Linked DNA regions of Homo sapiens: region 2 is linked to region 1. The links are chromatin contacts, found by Hi-C in ENCODE. All regions are on one chromosome and are shown on one strand. The core of a region is the stretch at or near the end of the contact, and the rest is flanking DNA. Distances in the headings are between cores, read along the strand shown.

The links. A loop is a pair of places that touch in the nucleus more often than their neighbours do. Pooled maps may share reads with other maps.
Region 2: a map with no recorded cell type shows a loop between it and region 1 (2.3-fold over the local background). The contact joins the enhancer-like site here to the promoter of LINC02852 in region 1. A Hi-C loop is called at or near these places in 3 of 168 maps with a recorded cell type or tissue (MCF 10A, endothelial cell of umbilical vein and naive thymus-derived CD4-positive, alpha-beta T cell), 11 of 37 single-sample maps with no recorded cell type and 11 of 50 pooled maps.

The regions. Positions count from the first base shown.
Region 1 is chr15:94,586,851-94,591,642 of GRCh38, reverse strand. It overlaps LINC02852 (long intergenic non-protein coding RNA 2852), which reads left to right and starts at 2,387. Exons shown (of 3, transcript XR_932641.4): 1 at 2,387-2,546.
Region 2 is chr15:94,323,392-94,328,183 of GRCh38, reverse strand. The region is part of intron 4 of MCTP2 (multiple C2 and transmembrane domain containing 2); the gene reads right to left. Among named protein-coding and RNA genes, the nearest start is that of MCTP2, 94 kb to the right of the region's middle. Within about 2 kb of position 2,928, at least 2 of the 41 ENCODE cell types and tissues checked have a DNase peak (open chromatin) inside an H3K27ac peak, as active enhancers do.

The sequences.
Region 1 (4,792 bases), core at 1,138-3,637:
CTGGAAAAAAAAAAAAAAGCTGTTTATAAACCCAGCTACAGTGAGTACCTTGGAGCTATTAAAACAGTAACAAATGCCTTAATTAGGGCAAGAACAGGGAGTTCTGTAAATCTCCTCCCAGGTCCCTCTGAAGCAAGCAGCTTCCCCCACTGATGCAACCAGGAGTTCCTTTTTACTTTATAAACGTTCCTGAAACAACAAAATTAAAGTCCTCCAAAAATGAGATTATAAACGTTAAATGCTATTTACAAATCTCATGATAGAAACTGCAGCAGAATTCATTTTAATATTGTCACTTAATAAATATGCCACAAGTTTTTTGTTCCCCTCTAAATTATCTTAAATTTCTTCAAAATATGAGCTCAGAAAGAGGGTGAGTTCTTATTGTGTGTGGCAGGGACTGGGGAAAGCACAAAATTAAGTAAACTATGGGCACTCCCCAGCCCCCTCCACCCATAACACCCTCAGTCGCCCAGAGCTCAGAGGGTACAAACTAGAAATCAACCCACCAAGTTCATTTCTAACTCAAGCCTTGGTGTTGCGATTTTACCTACTGAAATGCTCTTCCCTGCAAACTTTGCCTGGCCTCCTCTTCCTCTCCAATCTAACACTTTACCTGGCCTGGCTTTCTTCTCTTGGGAAAGGTTGCAGTGAGCCGAGATTGCACCATTGCACTCCAGCCTGGGTGACAGAGTGAGACTCTGACTCAAAAAAAAAACAAAAACAAAAACAAAAAAACATAGCGTCTCCTCCTGTTGAGGGAAAGGATGAGCCGTCTAGCCCAGGGAAGAGCCGAAGTCAAGGTGCTGGGGGCTGCCAGGATGCAGGTGGCTCTTCGTAAGCATGGGTGCTTGTGGAGAAGTGGTGGGCAGCCACGTGGAATCCAGGTGTGCAGAGGGCAGACTGTGAGTGTCTTGTGTGGGGTGCTAAGGAGCTAGTTCTTCCTGTTGAAATTCAAAGGCCACTATTGAACGGGAGGGAGGCTTTATGGGGTGTGTTTTAGGAAGGTGATAGGGAAGCAGAAGGAAGATAGAATATTGGGGCCTGGAGTGACGGAAGGAGAAAGGGCTCCCAGTATAAAGACCACTGCATTCATATAGTCAGGAGGGAACGGGTCCCTGGAGACCAAGGCAACAGGTCCATGAAGGTCATGTCTAGGGAGCACGACTGAGTGAATCCACTCAAGAAAGATGATCTCCTACACTTTTCTTTCACATTCGCCAAAATGAGGCTGTAATTGAATGTTTGCATCCCAGGTTTGAAACCTAATCTCAGAACCAAATCTTCCCCCTTTTTACAGGTTCCTGAAAGTCCTCTGGCACCTTCAATTGCCTGTATTCATCATAAGTCTGAAGTCCCTTCTCTTAACGCAGCGAATGCCTCTGCTTCTTAAAGAAGCTAAGCTCATCTCCAACTCAGGGCCTTTGTGTTTGCCATTCCCTCTTCTTGGAATGCCATTCCATGTGATTTTGCCTTCTTGGCTGCTCCTCATCACTCACCTTATTACTTAACCATTACCTCCTTAGGGGGCCTTTCCTACCCACTTCCCAGGGTGCCATATTTCCAGCTTTTACTTTCTTTGCCCTTTCATCATTTAAAATGGCCCAGCACTCTTATTTGTTAAAGTATTTATTCTCTCCCTTTCCTCAATAGAATGTCTTGTGGGGTAAAAGAATAAAGATTTTTCTCTGGCTTTGTTGCTTTGACCTCAGTACATACAACAATGCATGGCACATAGTAGATGCTCAATAAATTTGTATTGAATGAGTGACCCAAGGAACCAGAAAGGTGAAAATTAGGATCTGAAGATACCCTGTTGCTCAGGAGCCACCATTTATTCTCTTTTCTCAACGACATTCTCTTCCTCTATTATTATATTAATCCACCCACAAGGAGAGGAGAGACTTGCATCAATGCAAGAGCAAATTCTCCAAGGCAAGTAATAAATCCCACTGCAGGTTTTGCCCAGTGGATATCAGTTCTGGTAGTGGGAAGCATCACTTTTTCTCTGGGCAAGGTACATATCTATGTGACAGCCTCTGTTTATAATAGCTACCACAGAGACCAGACAGGAGGCATTAAAAATTAAACAAGAGAAGAGTCGATCAGCTTCCAATCTTGGGTTTATAGACAGGAAAATGCTTAATGACAGGTGGTCTCTGTACCAGAGGTGGCCTCTGAGAGACATTTCTCTTGATTTTATTTTTTAATTAACTTTTATTTTCAGTATTTTGTCCCCCTTTTCTGCCCCCGATGGAATAATATTTAAATGATAAAAGGCTCACCGCTGTTTCCAGAGCAGCCCAGATCACCTCTCCACCCAGCTGCAAGGGGAGGGAATCTTTAAAGATCACTCTGTTTTGGAATTCTAATGTTGCCAAGTGGCACACATGGATTCTCATCATATGGCTCCCAACTGCAGTTCTTTAAGCTAAAGAGTGCAGTTCTTCACGCTTCCTTGTGACAGTCTCCTAATTACCCATTCTGAGCCCTCTGAAACAGCATTCCTCCTAGTTAAGGATCTCTGCCATCACCGCAAGACACCAGTGAGTTGACTATATTTTATTCAGCATCTATCCACTGTGCATGAATAGTAAAATAGGCACAGTCTAAGGCTTACTATGTGGCATTAAGATATATTCTGACTCAGAACAGAGTCACTGTTAGATTAAATATAGAATATATATATATGAATACACACATAAACTTTTATTATAATGTAGTCATTAATACTTCCAAGTAAGTCATATCTTACTTTAGTATGAATGCTGCCCTCTCATATCCATGATCTCGTCTGATTTTCACAGTCACCCAGGGAGATAGCAATCGTATTCTACTCATCTTACAGAAGTCAAAGCTAAGGCTCACAGAGGCTGAGTAACTTACCTAAGGTCATATAGCTAATGAGTGCCATAGCTGAGATTTGAACCTAGGCAGTCTGATACCAGAGCTATGCTTCACAACACTGAAATGTACAGGTGTGTCCTGAGGAATGATGAAAGGAGAAAAAAAATAATTTTGGAAGTATAGTAGGAATTAGATTGTGCAGGATCTTAAATGCCATGAGAAGTCATTTGGAGTTTATTTAAGTCACTTAAGGAAATATCAGGGTTTGAATGAAAGGTCTTTGAATAAAAAGACTGACAGTTTTACCCTCCACTTTGTCACTTTATTATAATTAAAATTATATATATATACATATATGTCTGTTATATTTGTGCCACTCTCTTTGCTAGAATGAATCTGTGACATGAACAGAGTCCTTGTGTGACTTATTCATTGCCTACCTACGTCAATGTCTGGCATATATAAGGCACTCAGTATTCATTGAGTGAATGAACCAAGGAAACCATGTCTAAAGCTCCAATGCCATCCCAAGCCTGGACCCCGGGTTCCTTAAACTAAAAGCACACCATTGTCCAACACAGCTGTCCTAGATGTTGAACAGAATGACCCCTTGGACCCAGCCCCATCCGGTTCTGCCCATCCCTCACAACAGACTTGGAATATAAACCTGGCCTCAGGTTTTCTTAGAAGACAAGATGGCCTTGTTCTGGTTTGCTGAATGTAGCATACCACTCTGGATTACCTGATTTGATAGGGACTCTTGTCAAAAGTGGTCACCTTGCCTATCTGCTGTGCAATTTCCCTTTATTATTAAGTGTTGTATCACATAGCTTCATTTGAACAGTAGTAAAAGAGGAGGCAAAAAAAGAAAAGAAAAGAAAAGAAAGAAACCACCCACATGTGAACTCACCCCTCCCTGTTCATTCCGACCTTCGCTTCATTGCCTCCTCCATATCCTCCACTGTTAGTACAGAGCACTTAACCTTCCACGGGGTATTTTTATGCTCCATTTTCTGTGCCATTATGAAGGAGATGAAAGTAAATGGAGTTCTCTTTGGATGGGAGCTGTTATCACCCACTTACGGGCTTTCCCACCCTTCCCACTTCCCAAAGGGGAAACACAGATGCAAAGAGAGTGAAGGTGTTTTCGAATTAAATGCATCTCAGAAAGCCAGGTAGGCAAGAACAAATATGCCTTTTGCTAGGAATGCCAAACTAGTAAAGCACCTCCAATTGATCTGCACGGAAGAGCATTTACTTAGTAACAAAGCAGACCAGTGCAAGACCGGCTAAGCTGTCTTGTTTACTCCCTGCCGGGGTCTTGTGCTTCTCATTTCCAACACTTGTCACACACAACTACTTGTGTAATGTCTGCTTTCAAGGATATTGTTATGATGATCTATTCTCATGTAACTTAGTGGCTGAAAACAATAACAGACATTTGCTTTGCTCACAAATATGCAATTTGGGTCAGGCTCATTAGCAGTAGCACATGACTGTTATACACAGGGCAGCTGTGTTAGCTCCACTGAGGTCTGGAAGTGAGTTATCTATTCCAAGATAACTCACTCACACAGCTGGCAGTCCTTGCTGGGAACTGAGGTGGGGCTGTTGGCCAGAGGGCCTCAGGTCCTCTCCAAATGGGCCTCCCCATGAAGCCCTTTGGCTTCCTCAAAACAGGGTGGCTAATTTGCAAATGCGAGTGTTCAAGACAAGAAGAAGAAGTCATCAATCTCTTAAGGGCTGGTCTGACTGTTAGGAGTGAATTGTGTCCCCTTGAAAAGACATATTGGAATCCTAACTACCAGTACCTCAAAGCATGACCTTATTTGGAAATAGTATCTTTGTAAATATAGTCAAGTTAAGAGGTAGTCATTAGGGTGAGGCCTCATCCGACGTAACTAGTGTCCTTAATACAAAGGGTACATTGTGACAGAGACACAAA
Region 2 (4,792 bases), core at 1,679-4,178, 260 kb after region 1:
GCACTCCAGCCTGGGTGACAGAGCAAAACTCCCATCTCAAAAAAAAAAAAAAGAAAAGAAATAAACACTTGATAAAAACCACCCCCTCAAGAGAAGCCCCAATCAAGCAAATAGAAGACATGCTACATTTAATTCAAGCCAATGATGTTTGGTTGGGTGTAAGGCAATTTTCTTACACGCAGCAGGAATAGAAAACATCCCAATTTTGCTCCAAGGTATTTCATAGGAATTGAGATGGGGTTCCACAGAAACAGATAAACTGACTCTATAAAGCAGCAAAGCATCAAGACATTCTGATCAATCCACAAGACTGCACAGAGTCCCAAAACAAAACCATACAACAAAAATCTTCAGAGGAAATGGTTCAGTTGTGGGAATACATTAAAGACTGTTGGGACAAACATGTCCGGTGATGATATGTACCAAGTGGCAAAGGAATAAACAGAAACCATTTTAAAACTCAGCTCTAATCACTTACTGCAGGACATCCACAAGCTACCAAAACTCAAAGAGTGAAGGAAAACCACTCCTGTGTTACAGAATGGGTGTCTGCATCTTTGAAAGGTTCACATTTGCTCTTGAACAACAATTTTTCTGATACACTGGCCCAGATGTGGCCAATGATCTCATGCCATCTGGTGTTCAGAGAAGGTACTCCAATGAGAAGCAAATCCCAAATGTTGCAAAATAAAAAGGACTGAATTTTCAATACAATAAAACTCTGGTGTGGAGCTGATGCCGAACAAGAGAACAACATCAATAGGAATCAAAGAGAAATTGTTGAAGCAGGCTCCAATATGTGCTGCAATTTAATGTATACTTAAAAAGTGACCGTCACATCATTACGAAAAGAAATATTTAGTCCTAGTTAGATAGATAGCCATTTGGTTCAAGTAAAACTCAGTTCCTACTCTGGGCCAGAAACTAAGTAAACTTGACAGAGATCAAAGAAATAAATGAAAAAATGTAAAACTAGATAGAAAAGAGAAGAAATGTAGGTGAATGTGTGTGTCTCTCAAGAAGCTTTCTAGATAAAAAATGACACTTTCCAGAAAAGAATCGTAAGATTAAAAATATTTTTGCAACAAAAACTTTATAAACACAATCTAAAGGCAAGTGACAAATTTAAAAAATGCATGTGAACATGCCCAGGAGACAGAATGAACAAGTGATGCATGGAACAGACTATGCAGAGAAGCAAATATCTCATTAACCAAACATATTTAAAGGTCCAAATTGATGAAAACAATTTAAAGAAAAAAACAAGACAACACTTTCCTTCTATCAAATTAACAAAGATATGGCTAGGCACGGTGGCTAATGCCTGTAATCCCAGCACTTTGGGAGGCCGAGGTTGGGGGGGGGTGGGGCGGGGATCACCTGAGGTCAAGAGTTCGAGACCAGCCTGGCCAACAGGGTGAAACGCCATCTCTACTAAAAACACAAAAATTAGCCAGGCGTGGTGGCCCATGCCTGTAATCCCAGCTACTCAGGAGGCTGAGGCAGGAGAATTGCTTGAACCCAGGAGGCAGAAGTTGTAGGAAGCTGAGATCATGCCACTGCACTCCAGCCTGGGTGACAGAGCGAGACTCAGTCTCAAAAAAAAAAAAAGTAACAATAATATTCCACATAACAAGGTAGGTGAGAAACAAAAAGTGGCCCACTTTCACACACCAGTAGGTCAACAAATAGGTCTTTCTCAAGAGTAAATTGGCAATTTTTTAATGAGAATCTTGAAATGCTCAGATCATATAACACAAAAAATGCAATCCACCTGAATAAATAACTCACTTGCAAATATATGAAAAAGTAACCTGTACACACAGATTTAGGTATAAGAACGTTTGTTGTGGCATTATTCCTAATGTTACAAATTTTGAACAAACTTAATTCAGAATGTTGACTGAACAAAGTATGGTGCCCTAAGCTTTTAATTTCTTCTCCAAAATAAAGTTTTTATAATACAGAGAAAAATGTGTAGAGAGAAAACACCAGGTAACCAAACATTTAAAAGCCAGATTCTCTTTCATTTTAGAAAGAAAAATAGATTTTAAAAATCGGGGCGGGCCAGCCACGGTGGCTCATGCCTGTAATCCCAGCACTTTGGGAGGCTGAGGCAGGCAGATCACAAGGTCAGGAGATCGAGACCATCCTGGCCAACATGGTGAAACCCCCATCACTACTAAAAATACAAAAATTAGCTGGGCATGGTGGCGCATGCCTGTAATCCCAGCTACTCGGGAGGCTGATGCAGGAGAATCACTTGAACCAGAGAGGCAGAGGTTGCAGTGAGCCGAGATCGCGCCACTGTACTCCAGCCTGGCAACAGACCAAGACTCCGTCTCAAAAAAAAAAAAAAAAAAAAAAAAAATCGGAGCGATGGAGTAGAGTAGGTTCAGAATTTCGGTAAGGCCTAGTGGTGTGCCTTCGTCAACACCAGTTTTACTCATGAAGGGGCATTTTCTAGGTCAAATTTATGATGGGGAAAATTAAACCTCAATCCACGACAGAGTCTTTATTCAAATAAGGTGCCTTTTAAAAGAGTCTCTCATTTCTCCTGTTTCACAGAAAATAAGACCTGACCTCAAGAAAACACCTTTCACAACCCTCACACCACCCAGGTTAGAGGTGGTGGTGGCGGCAGGGGGAGGAACTTTTATCTCAAAAGAAGTAAAAGAGCAAAAAGATACACAAAAAGTACAAAAATTGATGAGGAAACTGGGAAGATAAGCCCACGATAAAAAGGATGGGGAAATCACAAAGTCATTCCTGTTCCCACAGGCGAAATGCAAAAACAAAACCCAAACTAGAATAACTATACCAAGAATAACTATGACAATTCACACGGCAATAGTAACAGCTAATGTTTATTGCATATGACTGTTTCAGCTCCACCCACCTCACGGCCCCGCCCCACGACCACCACCAAGTCTCCACAAGCACACACACCAGGTTAATCCTACCGCAAGCCTAGCAGGCTCATGGCTAGACCGTGTCTGAGCTAGAATCCAAACTCCGGTGGTCCATGTCCAAAGCCCACGCATAACCCTCACCCACCATCCAGCACTCTTCAGCACGTCACATCATGACACAAAACAAAATGATGTCTGTAGGGCACAGCAGGGTTTATGGTGGCCCAAGCCTAACAGAGGTGCCCAGAGGGCTGCCAGAATGAATACTTCAGTACATCCCATTCAGAACACACCTGTTGGGAAGCTACACCGCTGCTCAGTATACAATACAGAGTTCTAGCAACATCATAAAAATTAGCCTGCTAAATAGCAAAAGAAAACCAGGACTTAAATCAGTCATTTTAACTTTTTGGTAACAATTTAGTAATTTATTAAACAACAATAATTGAATAATAATATAATAAACAATAAGATAACAATTATTTAATAATAGTAAAAATTATGCTATGTAACAGCGATTACATAGCATAATTCTCACAGTATCGAGAGATCTTTAAATTTTTTCTCTGAACTACTCCTTTTAAATATGAACTTGACTTATGTAGCACATTTTTTTCCATTATCTGCATATAAAGCTGCCATTGCTCTAGAAACGAACGTCAGATATCTACCTGTGCTGGAAATTGAGAAAGAGAGCAGTTTTCTGAATGAGTGTTCATTTATTTTCATCCACTAAAACTCGCATCAAAAAAGACCATCAAACCTCAACCTACAGCTGAAGTGATTTTCACGGCCCTAGTAATGTGACAGCGAACTTCCATTAACTTTTCTTTTCCTTTTGCAACGCTACAGAGTGGCCACAAGAGGGCACCAGCAACACAGTATTCCCTCAGCCCACAGTGGTAAACTACTACAGCGGCCTAACATTACAGCAAAGCACAGGGTTTTAAAGCGAGGGCTATTGTTTTCCACGTATTAGCGCTCTACGAGCCAACAGGGTATGAGCTGAGCATTTTGCACAGGACGAGAGACCTGCCCATATCGCAAGGCTGAAGTTCAAGCCAGGCCTGGAGCATAAGACCAGCTCTAAGACGCCAGAACACCTCCTCCTCGGCCACATTCCTTCCCATGGGAAATGGACCCAGGGTTCAGTTTCCTCCATGCATCAACCAAATCATGAAGCAGTTGGAATTAAAGGCGATTGCTCACATATTTCTTCTGCTTTACCAGTCTCAAAGTTTAAGACAGCCAAGAGCTACTCAGATCGAGAACTTAAAACAAGTGTAAGTCCTATTTGGTCGAAAACAATACATCTTGTATAACATCCCGGAAAATAATGGAAAGGAAATGGGGAATATAAGGAAATAAAAGGAAAACGTTAGGATGAAGAAAAGGAGAGTAGAAAGAGCAAAGAAAGATGAGAGAAATAGAAGAGGGGACAGGGAGGGTCAGATGAACACAACACACAGGCAATGGCTGAGACAGCAGACATGCAGGAAGATGGCGGCCATTCTTCCTATGCGGATTGCTAACGAAGGTGAGCTCAATGCCATGCCTGGACCATTGACAGCATCAGAGTAAGACTCGTTCTTAGAAAGACCACTACAGCAGCCAAAGTCATCCAACAATAAATAATAACAGTAATAATAACAGGGCTGCTTAGTTTACTCCTGAGCTCCCCAATACCAGACCTCCTATTGTCAAGGCTGAAGGCCCACATGCCAAAGATTCAAAGGAAATTCTTGAAGAACTGGAAAACCACCTGCAAGGAACAATCTTCTAAATGTGGCCACACTTCCAGAGCTACCTGATCCAAACTTCTCAGCCTCCCATGATAGTCTTCTGTGCCCATGATTATTCATGGGTATTAAGCATGCTTA